Regions from separate parts of the Homo sapiens genome. Here region 2 is linked to region 1. A link is a loop called in an ENCODE intact Hi-C map of the cell type or tissue named here. Cell type or tissue: IMR-90. All regions are shown on one strand. Region 1 has its middle 53 kb from the start of LINC02642. Region 2 overlaps TAF3 (TATA-box binding protein associated factor 3).

Region 1 (8,000 bases):
GATAAGCCTGGCACAGCGGCTCACGCCTGTCATCCCAACACTTTGAGAGGCTGAAGCAGAGGATTGCTTGAGGTCAGGAGTTTGAGACCAGCCTGGGAACACAGTGAGACCCCATCTCTATAAAAATATTAAGAAATATTAGCCAGCCATGGTGGCATGTGCCTATCGTCTTAGCTACTCAGGAGGCTGAGGCAGGAGGATTGTTTGAGCCCAGGAGGTCAGGGTTGCAGTGAGCCGTGATGACACCACTGCAGTTCAGCCTGGGTGACAGAGTGAGACCCTCCCTGTCTCAAAAAAAATTGTAAAATATATATTATAGTTACCTATGTCAGGGTTCCCAATTTCCGGGGCCTGTTAGGAACTGGGCTGCCCAGCAAGGATGAGCAGCTGGCAAGCCAGCAATTAATTACGCCTGAGCTCCCCCTCCTGTCAGATCGGCATTGGCACTGCATCCTCATAGGAGTGCCGAACCTATTGTAAAGGATCTAAGTTGCGTGCTCCTTATGAGAACCTAATGCCTGATGATTTGAGGTGGAACAGTTTCATCCCGAAGCCATCCCCCCCACCTCCTACCACCCTCCTCCCTTTCCCTCTCCTCCCCCTCCCCCATGCCCCCAGGTCACTGGAAAAATTGTCTCCCAAGAAACTGGTCCCTCCCTGGTGCCAAAAAAGTTGGGGACCGCTGACCTACATGTTATGATTTTTGTCTGCCCCAGTGACTTCAATGGAGATATTAAATTGTAATATTTATATTTTTATGATTTTTATGGTAACTTTGATCATAAGTAATGCCAATTTATGTCCACAAAATGAGAAAATTAAGACAGAGAGAATTTTAGAAACATCTTCAGACTAAGCAGCACAGTGGATAAACTAGAAATCTGGACAAAATTTATGTACCTCAACCAATGGTGTTTTAAAAATAAGCCAAAGTTAAAGAAAATTAAGCATTTCTGGAATAGTTTTATGCTTTTTGTACATATTAGATTTATCTCATTTGACTTTCATGTGTGGTGTATAACAGGAAAAAGAACAATTTATTTTGTGCTAAAGGCTATTTTATAAACTAAGAAGAATTATCCTCCACCGTGTGTCATATTTGGAATATTCAGGAGTAAAAAGTATGAGTACAAGTTATCATTGGACAAAAAACCTAGAAACTGGTAAAATCTTTCTTCTTCCATTCCACATATTGAATGAAAGTGATAAAAATCTAACCAGATTCTCCAAGGACGTTGTCTTTCTTCCTTTGGTTCCTTAAGATGTTTTGCTGGAAGAGAAGGAAAAGAAAAAATCAGAATCCCACAGCAGCGTTTTCAGATTTATTGAGGAGGGAAAAGTCACGGACAGGGATGCAAAAGAGAAAGCTCGGAACCTAGAGCCTGTGCTTTTGTAGAGTCTTTTTCTTCCTGTTATTAATCACAAGACCAAAACCTTTGAAGGGAGCTCCATTTCACCCCCCCGGGGGCATTTCCAGAGCCTTCCTTGTTACCGAGACTCTCTCGGAGGCCTGATCGGTTTCAGTAAAAATATCTGAAGCGTGGCATTGTAATCAAGTGAGCCTGTTGTCTCTAAACCAATCCATAACACAACAAATTTGTTATTTGGAGGATCCTTTTCAAAAAGCAGAAGGGCTAAGTGGACCTAGTCTTAATTAATCGGTATTGTTTTTAAAGTGGCGTATTCAGGACAAGTCTGCAGACCTTAGGGATGCACTCATCACTGGATGGGTCTAAGATCGCTGGAAAAATTTAATGAGCCCATTTTCTAACTTGACCGCACGTTGAGTATTTTAATTTCCGAACAAATGAGTCCTCCCATCAAAGTAGTCTGTGTCCCTCCACAGCCTATTGCCAGGCAGATGGCTCTTGGGGATGCTCAACTTGCCCCTCAAGGGGTCCCTGGAAATGGGGACACACACAGCGTCCCCAGGAGTTGTCTGAAGACAGATTCTGCCACTTACAGGCAGAATAAATACTGTCTTCGGTTCTGTCTCTAAATTCCTTGTTCCCTGACTTGTTGCCACAGTTTAGAGGGAAAGACCACGGCTCCCACAGCAGCCACCGTCTCCCCGGGTCCCAGGTTTCCACATTCCCGCAGCACCAGGGTGAGCTACCTCAGACTACAGGAGGAAGCAATAAGCTCATTTTACCAAAAATAGGCAAATGGCTCGCCTGGGATTTCTCTACGAGGTAAACTAATAAATGATGCTTGCCTTTCTTTGGATTACCTTTATGAACAATAAACTGGAATATAAAGTCTAGCTATTCCTCTATCCATATCTATCTATCTATGTATCTATCTATATCCTCTTCTATAGATATACACATGGGATGCTGTGTGCATCCCCATTTCCAGGGACCCCTTGAGGGGCAAGTTGAGTATCCCCAAGAATGCTCTGCCCGGCAATGGGTTGTCAAGGAACATAGGCTACTTTGATGGGAGGACTCTTTTGTTCAGAAATTAAAAAATTCAACATGAGGTCACATTAGAAAATGAGCTCAGTTAATTTTTCTACCTGTCATCTACCTATCAATCATCTATCTACATATCTCTCTTCTAGCATCTATCAATCATCTATCTTTTATTATCTGTCAGCTACCTATCAGTCATCTATCATCTATCAATCATCTATCTTCTATTTTCATCTATCTATCTAGTCCATCTATCTAGTCTCATCTGTCTTGCTATCATCTGTTTTGTTAAATAAAACTCCAGCCCATATCTCAGAGGCCACACACACCCTTTCCTACCTCCCCAAACCCTTCCCTCCTCTTCAACTTAAAAAAGCTAAGCCAGTTCTGGAAGCAACCTGAATGAGCATTCTTAGAAAATGTGGGCCATGTCTGCCCAATGAATGTAACAAGTATTGTAAAGGCCCCTAAATAGCAGAAAGTGGGGAGTGCTGCGAGAGAGTTTCTGGAGGCCACCGAGGAAGGGGCGGGGTGTGCTCGTGTGGCTTTTCATCTTCAGAGCCTTGGTGTCACCTTTCCAGGAGCCAAGTGCCAACACCATCATAACATTGATTTTAATGGAAGTGGACACACATCAGGGTGGTCTGGGGAAAGTTGTCACCTGCATCTCATCAGCCTGGTGACAGCACGAGGGAGCACCCTTCCTTGGCCTCTGTGACCTCCTCTGACCCTCACTTCCAGGGTCAGAGGTGGTCACAGGCACTGGGGACTCTGGCAAGTCACAGCACATGGGGACAGGCTCCATTCTCTGCGAATCTGAGGTAACTGTTCCCTATACATCCCCCACAACATAAACAACCCCCACAATATATACATCCCCTTCCACACAATATATACATCCTCCCACAATATATACACTCCTCCACACAATATATACACTCTTCCATAACATATACACCCTCCACATTATATACATCCCACACAATGTATACATCCCCCTCCACACAATATATACATCCTCCCAAAATATATACACTCCCCCACACAATATACACACCCTCCACAATATATACATCCCTCACAATATATACACCCTAAACAATATATACATCACATACGATATATAATCTCCCTCTACACAATATCCCACACTATATACATCCCCCACACAATATATACATCCTTCCACAATATATACATCCTCCCACAATATACACATCCGCCACACAATATATACATCCCCCAAAATATATACACCCCCCACAATGTATACACCCCACACAATATACACACTCCCCACAATATATACACCCCACACAATATATACTCCCCCACATAATATATACACCCACACACAATGTATACACCCCACACACAAATCGTTAGTTTAAATTTTAGAGGAAAATGTGAAAGGCACAAAAGGAAGACTCTTAAGAAATGAAGTGACGGGCTGTTCTGGTTGGAGTCACAAAGCGGGTGAGAGCAGGAGGTTGAGGCGACGCAGGGAGCTGGGAGAAAGGCCTGGAAGGGCCCAGCAGCGGGGCTGAGGGTGGCGGGGACAGGAGGGCCGACCGCCCCTTGGCGGCCACCGCTGCCAGGACACCTCCATGTGCCAATCACCATTCCCTGGGCCGACTCTGGCCCTCCCAGTTCAAACCCAAGGAAGGGCCTTGAAACATGACGACCGTTCCCCAAAAGTGACATCTGTGTTTCCGAAAGTGGCTTTTATGACTTCCAGATGACAGACGGGATCTTCCCAGACGCACAGGAGCGGCGTCTCTTCTGTGCTTCCACCTGAAATGCCCAACAACCGGAATCCTCATTTCATGGAGAGCAATAGACCACAAATAAAGCCCGCAGACCTGAGACGCATTTTCCGGGGAACAGCAGAGTTCGATGAGAATTGCGGAGGGTTTTCCACGAGTCACTCTCCCCGTGGTTCCTAGTGCTCACCTTCAGAAAGTCACGGCCACGTTTGGTGGCAAAGCTCCCTCACATCTCTGATTTCCTTGCTACAAGCTGAGATTTGCAACTTGAAGTTTGGGACCTTCATAGACATAGTCTTCTCAAAGAGATTTTTAAAAGCGTTTTTTTTTTTAAATTTTTAATTTTTTCCCTTAAATCGGTGTCATTTCTAAGGAAATCTTGCCCTCTAGCTCTCAAATCTTAAAATTGAGCTCAACCTAGTGACAGAGCCACACAATGGCAGATAAACGGACAATGAGCGCCATCTACTGGGTTATTGTCATAGTCCCCCTCAACACAAGGAAAAAGAAAAAGCCAACAGAAAGAAGGGCTGATGGATTATCTCATGCTGTGAGATAACACTGATGAATGTATATTTTCACCGTCAGCAGATTTCCCATTTCGCTTATTTGTAGAGCTACTTTCTATTGCGTCATCTATATTTCCCTCCCCTCTCTATAAAAGACAGCTGTCACTCATGAAGATCACATGATACATCTCCAGCAGATGTTTAAACTTCATTCATTTGTCAGAAAATTACAAAGCAGCCACTCCTCATTTTCTCAGCAATTCCTGCTGGGAATAAGGGAGAACGGAGATCGCAGAAGGTGCGTGTACTTCAGACGTAAGCCCAAATTAGTGAATCCACCTGATCAGCTCCCGGACCAGCAGGAACGCAGGTGCACTCGGGATCAGCAACTGTAGGGTTGCACTGAAGGTGCTGTGAAAGCAAGCAGGTCAGCCTGGGACAGACACCCACCTGCCCACTGCGAATTCACTTGATTTGACTCCACTATTCCGTAAATGGCATGAATTATTACATATGAGTAAAGGAAGAGACCAGATTCGTTCCCAATCATGAAAATGCATTGTAGGAGTTGGGAAAAATGGAACAATTTTGTAACCTGGATGGGATAGACAGGGTGAGTTGAGCCTACTGTTTTGTTCAAAATCTAATAACGATGGCTACCAGTGGGGAAGACATTTCATTTCACACCTTCTTATCTAATTTTGAAAGTTGGGTCATGTTAATGTACTATTATTATTATTATTATTTTGAGACAGAGTCTCACTCTGTCACCCAGGCTGGAGTGCAGTAGCACAATCTTGGCTCACTGCAAACTCCACCTCCTGGGTTCAAGAGATTCTCATGTCTCAGCTTCCCAAGTAGCTGGGACTACGGGTGTGCACCACCGCACCTGGCTAATTTTTATACTTTTAGTAGAAACGGGGTTTTGCTGTGTTGGTCAGGCTGGTCTTGAACTCCTGGCCTCAAGTGATCCACCTGCCTCAGCCTCCCAAAGTGCTGGGATTACAGGTGTGAGCCACCACTCCCAACTGTGTTATGTATTTTCAAAAGAAGAATACTGCTGGCACATGGCACATATTCAGTTAGTTTTGTTGAAATAATGGATCTGTGAATGAACATAAGAATTTTTGTTGTTTGTTGTTTTGAGACAGAGTCTCTGTTGCTCAGGCTGGGGTGCAGTGGCATGATCTCAGCTCACTGCAACCTCCACCTCCTGGGTTCAAACGATTCTTTTGCCTCAGCCTCCCAAGTAGCTGGGATTACAGGCATGCACCACCATGCCCGGCTAACTTTTGTAATTTTTGTAGAGACGGGGTTTTGCCTTTGAACATAATAATTTGATAGTGACATATGATGGACATGATGAGACTGCTGGGGTGGCCCTACAGGAAGAACAGACGCCTCACTCAGCCTAAGGGGTGAGGGTCCCTCATGAGTCAGCCTTCTAAAGAGCGTTCTGACCGGAGTTTCCCCAGCTCTGGATGGGAGGGTACTCAGGTGAGGGGCCGCTAGGCATTCATTCATTCACCCCTTAAATACTTGCTAGGTGTTGCTTTGTGCAGGGTGCTGCACTCAGTACCATGGATATAAAAGAGAACAAGGCAGATGTGGTTCCTGCCCTCAGGGAGCTTACTGTCTTAGGCAGACTGAATTCTTGGGTGTCTCGGCAGAGGGCACCCAAGGTGCACCTCTTGGGTGAGGGCAGCTCCCCTCAGTTTGGCTTCTAGCCCAGCTCTCTTGTGGGACTGTCTTGGGACCAGAGCATGATCATCAGGAAATCACACACGAGTCATAACTCTACAGTTTCCAATGTAAAGTTGTGAACGTGGAGTCCAGCAGGACCTGCAGCTCATGGGGCTGGTTCTCTCAGCTCTCACTTTTTTCACTTATGGGAGAAAGAAACTTCCAGGTCATAGAGAGCAGACAAGAAGCACCCCATTGACAAAGTTTGGGTGCTCTAAGCAGCAGTGAGGAAAACAGATGTGGTTTTTCTGGCGGTAAAGGGGTAGCAATGTGGAGACTGCCTATCGTTTTTGACGTTTTACAAAGCACCCCGTCCCATCCATATCCCTCTCCCCATGGCCGTCTGCTTTGGGCTCCGGAGGGGAGTTTGACAGTGATAGTCCAGTGGTCTTCCCAGCTTGTAAGGCACAGAAATATAGTTTGTTACTGTTTATTGTAAACTAATTGAACTCATGAGATGATAACCTGGAAAACATGTGGCAACTCAATCTGTATCTTGCAAAAATAAGAGATTTATGTGCTCAGATTAAAACTGACCTTCTATTAAAGTTATGTGTTTGAGATTAATTCCAAAACCGTAGCAGCAGTCCTGATAAAATGGAAAGTTTCCCGGAGCCTCTGAAGCTCATTTACAGAAACAGACTTAGCTACCAGCTCGGCTGCAAAGTAAGAATGTGGGTAGGAAAAGATGGTAGAGAGAGAGAGAGATGGTTCCCCGTGTGAAACTGCAGTGATCTTAATCCTCCAGACAGAGCAAATCTAATTTTAAAACACTCCTTTCTATCCTAAGTCATTCCCTTGGTGGCCCACAGCCCAAGAAGTGACCAAAATCAGTAATAATATTTCCAACAATAATTAGAGTTTACTATGCTCAGATATTCCATTTATGTTTGCCTGGGCCCTGTGAGAAGGCATCACTGCCCCGTGTTAATGATAAGTCACAGCTCTGTGCCTTGGCTTAGGTGGCCATGCTCACAGGTGAGGGAGTTAGAGCTCCCACTAAATCTTTTGGCACCACATTTTCTGCACGTCCCGCCATGCACATGGTGATCTCAGAAGGGCACCCCGTTTGAGGACTCTCCTCCTCCTGTCATCACACTCACTCATGATGAAGCCCACCATGTGTACGTATTTAGCACTTTGAACTTGACCTGATGTGGATGTGCCAGGCGGTGCCCTGGGCGGTGGGAATACAGACGTGAAAAGCAATCCAAAGCAAATTGTTCTGGATAAAGAAACAGGTTCAGGGGAGTGAAGTGGTTTTCCTAAAGCCACACAGGTGGTGAACGGCTTTGCGTAAAGTCGTGGTATTGTCAACCTTCCGTGAGTGCTCCGTTGTGGCTCTCTCCCGCATCAGAGTATAAGCTCCCAACGGGCAGAGATCATCCCTAACTCACAGGCCATTGAGCAACCTGCCTAGAACATTGGGTAGATGCTAAAAAATAAACCCCGAGACTCACAAAATGACTTGCGAGTGACAGTGTAAGCACTTACAGGGTTACACGGGGTTAAATAAAATATGAGCGAGAGAGGAGACCTAAAGAAACAGACTCTCCATAGTGCCTTCA
Region 2 (8,000 bases), 350 kb before region 1:
ATAGGAAAGTGGGCAATTTGAGTAAAGGAAGTTCAAAGAGAGATCTGAAAATCAGGATGACAGTTTTATTTAGATTTGCTAAAGATAAAGGCAGCAAATCAAAGTACAAGTGATAGGTCTGGCACTGTCCTATTTCTAGTACAAGAAAAGAGTCTGGAGGAAGAATCATGCACTTCCCAAAGTTTCAACAATCTGCTGGGGGAAGAGGAAAAATAGTTTTAATAGATGGAAGAAAATGTAAAGCACAGATGACAACTTCAGTGGAAATAATGACTTTGGCTATGCTCCAAAGATAAAGATAATTAAGTCAAAGAACTTTCCTGACTTTTAGGACAATATAGCTGTATTTTCAAGTAAGCTGAGTAAACACACAAACTGTCACATAACCACTGACCCCCGTGATTCTGTATACGGTGCTCACCTACAGGAATAGGTAAGACTGCCTCTCTCCTCTTTCTCCTATGTGGACAATAAACTCATTTCCAAAAACAGCATTACAGGAACTCCTGCTACAATAAATAAGTTGTTCTTTCATATTCGATTCTTATAAAACCAACAAGAAAACTTTTAGAAAACAATATGTACTTTAAAATACCTGCTTATGGCCCATTTCATTGAAAATACCTCTTTACAAGGGTTCCTAATTAATTTTAGAGAAAACCAGGCCCACAGTCTGAAATACGAGGACCTCTAAATGTGAAGCTAAAGTATTGCTTTCAGGTAATAATTAATCTTGTTAAATTTAAAAACTGCTTCACAATATTTCAGAAAATTAACCCTAAACAATAATCCAGTCTTTCTCTTACTAAAATAGTCGATTTCATCACTATTTGGGAACAAAGAAAAGAAAAATATAAAACACCGCACAAAATTAATTTATCTATGTACAGATTTGTTCTTTTGGTCATTAAGCGTCTCCCTTTATTATACAGACAAGATAAATTATAAGTAAAAAGGAGGAAAACAAACTTCCTTTTTATAAATATAAATTTAAAAGTTTAATAGTATGATAAAAAAACTTAAAGAGAAAAATAAATAAAATAAAAGTTTAATAGTAATATAAGATTACTATCACTTGTTTGGAGTTCAATTATTTTCTGTCGGTAAAATTAGTCGTACAAGAAAAAAATGAATACTCTTAAAATTTGCTGCTTTTATTGCCTTCTGGATTAAAACAGAATTAAAATGTTTTCCATAAAAGTAAAAACTTGCCACTTTTTGCAATTTATTTTTCTGCTAGTAAAGATTTCTCCTCTTTCTTTTCCTTTTTGAGTAATTAGACACCAGAGGCTTTGGGGGGTAAATTCACTAAACTAGATATATTTTAAAAGGACCATTGTTCTGGTTTTTAAAGCTCTAATTTTCTTAATATTGCATTAGGACCACCACACAAAGATAACTTTTGAAAAGAGGCAGTCAACTTCTCTTTCATGCTACTTTTCAACTGGAGGCCAACAACCCCTTCGTGCCCGCTGGCTCTGGAAGGACAGCATCCGTTTTCAGTGGAGGTTTCCACACATCCTTCTGTACCTCTTGGTTTTCTCTTTCTTATAACACAATCAATCTAATCCAGCAATAAAATAAATTGACCTAATGTTGAGGAAAAATTATCACTATTCAGCCAGAAAGAGAAATGGCTAAGTAGGTGGAAATGTAGACCAATATTATAAAGATTAATAAGCCAAAGGCTCAAAGAACGTCATTTATAGGACTTTAAAAAAAAAGTTTACAATTTCCAGAAAGGATGTCACATGCTTATATTACCTGCAACTTAAATGGTTAAATAAATAAACAATGTATGGAGACAGAAAAAAAATATCGAGGAGGAACAATTATGACAGCAATGGTGATTATTTACTACCATATAAATAGTGACTGATAAAGAATACATAAAATCAATATGAAGATTGGTTTCAGTCTCCTTATTTCAATTATCAGCTAAGATAAGAAAGCTTCACTTAAAACAAGGAAAACCTACAAACTGCTATCTATAATTGAGTATCAAAAGAAAAACAGCACATTTTGAAGGATTAAGAAGCACAAATGCAAGCAGGCACCACAACATTCCAAACTAGAAGTCTAAAAAGTTTAGAAAGGATTTTTTAAAATGGCTGTACTGAAGAAGGAAAAAAACCCGAGCTCAATACATAATTTCTTTAGTTTATGTGTTTTGAACAGTTACATGATACATACAGCTAAGAAATCGATGAAAAAAGTTTTCCATGTAATCTGCACCTAGAAAAGAAAAGAAATGCAATCTACATTTCACCTAATGTTGTGGTCATGTTTTGGGCCACAGAAAATTAACTGAAAAAAAAAACTAAGACAAAACATATCTGTTAGAGTCCATATTTTTAATATATTAATTAATATAATCCATAAAAACTATTCCTTTCAGTAAAAAAGAAAAAAAATCATGAAAATGTTTAGGATATTTTTGGCTTTAAATATATAGAGCTTATAGAGCTTATTTATATATTTAGGCCAGAACAGAAATTCTAAAATAATGAAATACTCACCATCATCCCTTGGTAAGTATAAAAGGTCTTTTTTTCCACACTATTCCCCACCTGAAGAAGCAGAAATCTGATTTATGCAGGAAAGCCCAGGGGTAAGATATATATAACTTCAAAAAATGATTGTCTTAACAAGTAAACTCAAGTAATATTTGTAATTTATAAATGCTGTCTACTAGCTGTCCTTTTGCATTTCTTTAAAAATAATTAGCCTCTAAAACTTCATCAGTACAAGTTTAAATGCAGAGCAATTAAGGATTTCCAAAAACATTGCTTTAATCTGCCCTTAAGTTTCTTTACTCTTTCTTGAAATGTCCGCAAAATTAATTGGACTCCTGAGCTCCATTCAGATAGATAAAACAATAAGAGGTATATTTTATATGACAAGCTCACAGCTTTAAAAAATCATTAAGAGCTTGGCAATAATATCTTCAATGCACTTACTATTACCTATTGATCCTAATGCACTTGACTTATCTGTAACGATAAAACTTATCTTGACCTTGCTGAATACAAATAGCCCAGACTAAAACCTGCAATGGCCTCTCGAGGGGAAACACAGCGGTAATCATGACCAAGATGATACAGGGAACCTAAGTGCTCAATACAAATGTGCCAACAGAATCAACATTTGTTTCAGTCTCACTTTGGTAATAAGAAATGAGAAAGCAACAGTTTTCTATCTATAAACAGCATTAAGTTCTTTTCTCTAATCAACCTTACACATTTTAATCAAGGAACTAGGACAGCCTCTGTCATGTCCTTCTGTTATTTGGCTGATTCTTCAAAATACCTGGTCCCATCTGCTTTATGACGTACCCTAAGGACAAGGGAGTGGGGGACTCCCCTCAAATTCGACACCCCCTTTTGACGGGGGGGGGGGGAGAACTCGGATGTCTTCCCTTGGGGACATCCATAACACCAAAGAAACTTAGATTTAGAAAATGACATTTTGTTCCAGTTCTACTAAACTATTCTAAATTTGCACCTGCAGTGACTAATGCATAAAAGATATTCCTAAATGTTTTTCTAAAATTACATGACAGGTTCCTCAACCATCTCGTTCATCTCTCAAATTTTACCCTACATTTTTATTGTCAAAGTAAATCACTAAGTAAACATTAAATTACCTGCTTTCCTAAGTCTGTGGATACAAAGTAAGTCAATGAAAGCCGTTTTCCACCTTTTAAAATAGGTCTGTTAGAGAGAAACACAATTTCAACAGAGCCAACTTTTTAGCTAGAGTATTTCATAAAGTTAGAAAAAAAAAATCTTGAAGAAAATACTAATTCCCTAATTTGATATGGCTATCGATTAAAGATTTAAAAACCCTAAGATTCCAGATTCTCAAATATTTTACAAATATTAAAGCACAGAATGAAATTAATTATAAACATATTAAATTATTACTTTTAATTTTTTCAGTTCCAAAAAATTGTATAGCAAATAATCTATAATTTAGTCTTGAAATAAGATTTCTGTTTGTTTTTAAACTACTTATAGAGACTTTGGGATTTATGGATAAATTATAACTTCATGAATTACACCTCTGACAACTCAAAATTCAGGCTTGGATTCTCTCTAAACTCCCTGCCCCCAAATATTTCCCAAGGCAGCCAGGCAATGAATGCACATTTAATGTTATTTTATATAACATATATGTCTTTTAAGAAAGAAAGAAATAACTTTAATTGTGCTTTAATACTATTTTAGTAGTTTGATATCTGTATCAAAATTGTATGATTTTAAGGCAGCGTGAAAAAGAAATTATATAAAGAATTTGCTAAGTAGATCAGTGGCTTTCTTAAGCAGTACACTAATGCAGATATAGTTTTGAAAACCCTGCAAGAATTAGTTGTCCTGTATTATTATTCAGGGCACCTGAAAGCAAGATATTATAACTATGGCACATTAACTCTGCTATTTCTCAAGATAGAACCAGGAGTTTTAAACGTTCCCCATTGAGTAATTTGCTCAGAGCACCTAAATGAAACATACTGTAATTTTATATATTTCCATCTACAATATTGCTTAGTGCTGATAAACGGCAATATAACTTCCTATATTTTAATAGGCAACAGTTCTGGCATTGGCTATACACGAACACAGACTTAAATAATAACGCCATCCACAAACTCTGCCACAAAGAATAAGGCTCCATTGCTAATTATACAGGGAACTGATTTTAATTACACAGAGAACATTGCTTTTAAAAAACACTTTCCAAACTGCAAAGGCGGAGGAGCGGGTAGCTACTGGGAAAGAAAGAAAAAAAAAAAAAAAAAAAATCAACCCAACACTTCTACCATGTTACAACAGTGCCCTCTACTGGTAAACTGGAAACTTTGCAGGTTAAAAAAAGAAAAATTAGAAAAGAATGCCAGGAAGAACAAACTTTAATTATGGAAATTTCGCTGACTTTCTTTAATATAAATAATGAAATTCAACTTGTGTCACTTTAAACCTAAATCAATATTTAACTTGACATGTGAAAAGCGTCCCGATTAAATTTATAGTTTTGAAATAACTGTGAATTTCAGAAACGTGGTTTCCCACTATATATCATCTGGCTAAAAGACAAATCATGTTTATTTTAAGTGATGAACAAATATTAGAAATATTTGGATAGTTAATCAATATTTCTTAATCTAAAATTCACATATTTAGTAAAAGAAATTAAAATCTAATTCATTAAATGTATGAATTTTTACTTCTCAGGCTGTCATGCATATAATGTCATGTCAAAATAGCAATCGTTGGCCTGGCGCGGTGGCTCCCGCCTGTAATTCCAGCACTTTGGGAGGCTGAGGTGGGCAGATCACCTGAGGTTGGGAGTTCAAGACCAGCCTGACCAATATGGAGAAAACCTGTCTCTACTAAAAATACAAAAATTAGCCAGGCATGGTGGCACATGCCTATAATCCCAGCTACTTGTGAGGCTGAGGCAGCAGAATCACTTGAACCTGGGAGGCGGAGATTGCAATGAGCAGAGATCACACCATTGCACTCTAGCCTGGGCAACAAGAGCAAAACTCCGTCTCAAAAAAAAAAAAAAAAAAAAAAAAAGCAGCAGTTATTTGTCATCAATTTAGATTCAGAGAAAATTTACTATCAATTTATTTATTTTAACCAGTAAATATTTCTTTAATCCAATAAATATTTCTGTAAGAATATCTGGTTTTAGGAACAATTAATATATGCTTAGCACACAGATCTCAATAATGAAATAGCCATCATTACTAATATTTCCTTTGTTTGAAGTAGAAATTCTACCACATATGCAAGTCTGATTTACAAGAAATAACAAGACTTCCAGCTACATGTATTTTAAAATCTTTGAATTTTATATTGTATGATAGGAAACTTTTAAGTGAACTAATAAAGTTTAAGAACAAGTATATTAAACGACTGACTACAGTGTATTACTATTTTTAATTTCTAGCAAAAATAAACTGTTATGTCTAGACTAAAAATTTTCCGTTGTCTTTCCTTATACAAAAATAATTTCTATCACAGATACATACAATCTAAGTCATGAAAATTATACTTCTGAAAGCAATATAAGAACTTAATAGCTTTATAGGAAACAATTTTTTTTCATATTACAAGAAACTCTGAGCTTCAAGAAAGGTAAGGCTTAGAATACATTCTTTTAGCATCTTAAATATGGAGTGGGGGTGGCAGGGCAGAAGAAGGGATCAAGAACAAAATGGCCCCAGCAGGAGACTGTCAGGGAAAAATGTTAAGTGGGGGCAGGCATGAGTGTTAAGACACTCAAGGAAAGGACTTAGAGAAGAAGTGAAGGAAGGCGAACTCAGAAGCGTGTCGAGTTCTGCCGCTCGTTAAGGCCTAAAAACTCAAGTCAGGAGTCTGTAGAAGTTTAACAAGTTACCATCCTAACTCTTCAACAACAGACCGCCATTTTTCACTAACAGTTACAGTTTCCAATTGTACAATGGAAATCAATAGAAAAATGAAGTTTACATTAAAAAATGTATTTTATAATGAACCACCAGAAAGTATCTTCCATCAGGCAACACTCACGTAAATAAATTATATTCTAACCGACCACTGGAAGAAAAGAAACAAAAGTAATTAGGAAAGCAGCAGAGAATTAACTATAAGTAAAAATGGAGAGAACATATCCTGATGGATCTGAATTTGTTTTTTAAACAATATACTCCCGGAAAAGTGAGAATTGGTTTCTAATATACAGTAGTTCCAAAGTACAACCAATGACTGATGAGAATTTCATGCTCAAAGAAGAAGGAATGATGGACTTGGGATCAGAGTTTTATGATTCCCTACTCATAAGAATGAGTTCAAAGTTAAACCTCTATTCAGTAATGTAATGGGAAAGACATGTCTTTAGAGCGAGTCCTTAAAGCAAGTTTTGTTTTATGCCAATACCTACATTACTATTTGTATACTAATACAAGCCGTTTTCATTTCTCCTAATTATCTAATTTTTTTAAAGATGCTCACCTGAAATCCCTAAAAATAAATTTAAATATGCAAAACTTGGGGTCGAAAGTAGTTCAGTAATCTCTGGGCCAACCAAAACCCAGGGGTCAGGCGTGATAAAAGAGGCAAAGAATTTTTAAAGAGCAATTTATAATGGAAAAAGTACAAATAGTTTATAAACATAAATATATTCATTGGTAATCAAAGGCATGCAAGACAGAACTATTTTTCACCAGTCTGCCAAAGATCAAAAAGGATAATATGCACTGCAGATGCAGGCACAGGGAAGGAGGCAGTCCGTGCTGCTGCAGGGGTGCATGCTGGGACAGCCTTTCTGGAGGGCAACTGAAATATGTATCAAAAGCTTAAAAAGGTGACAATCAACACAGCAGTTCTTCCAGGAATTTCTCTTAAGGAAATTATGAGAAAACGCAAATGGATGTGTGTGATTAAGAATGTTAATAAAAGCACTGTTAAAATAGTGAAAAATTCTACACAATCTAAATGTCACAACAGGGAACTATGTAAATTCATGATGGCACACACAGGTAATGCAACACTATGCTCCCATGAGGATAAGTTAACAGACATGGAAAGACCTTCACAATAAAATAAGCTGGGGAGAAAACCCAAATCAGAGCACAGAATATATGGTGTGATCTCATTTTGGAAAAAGAAATCAACATCTATGTACGTATGTATTTATGTGTGTGTATGTGTGTGTGCGTCTCTACACTCCTGCCTCCACTCCACACACACACAGACACACACACACAGACACACACACACACGGTAGAAGTCAGGAAGGATTATTCTTCATGGGATTATATGTGACATCTTTCTTTTATCTTATCTGTAAACATTTTTTATCTACATTTTAAAATTTTTCTAAAGTTACTATCTTCTAGAATATTTTTTATTTTTAAAATAAGTAGAATATAATGTGAAATCTTTAGATTAACAAGCAAAATAGGGAATTGTTCTACGATGTATTGTTTTACACTCTGAATTAATTATGAA

The links. Hi-C counts contacts between places; a loop is a spot of excess contacts. Peaks named below come from ENCODE experiments on the same cell type or tissue, not always from the same donor. Only the 100,000 strongest peaks of a DNase experiment are listed, where the experiment ranks them.
Region 2: a loop joins it to region 1, with 7 times the contacts of the local background. A loop is called at or near these places in 15 of 110 quality-filtered maps.

Annotation. Positions count from the first base shown.
Region 1 is chr10:7,522,245-7,530,244 of GRCh38, reverse strand. No RefSeq gene overlaps it. Among named protein-coding and RNA genes, the nearest start is that of LINC02642, 53 kb to the right of the region's middle. In IMR-90, CTCF peaks have their summits at 421 (motif pointing left) and 4,630 (motif pointing left); a DNase peak (open chromatin) is centred at 4,644; H3K27me3 peaks cover 143 bases.
Region 2 is chr10:7,869,018-7,877,017 of GRCh38, reverse strand. All of the region lies in intron 2 of TAF3 (TATA-box binding protein associated factor 3), which reads right to left. Among named protein-coding and RNA genes, the nearest start is that of TAF3, 55 kb to the right of the region's middle. In IMR-90, a CTCF peak has its summit at 4,844 (motif pointing left); no DNase peak of the experiment used is centred here.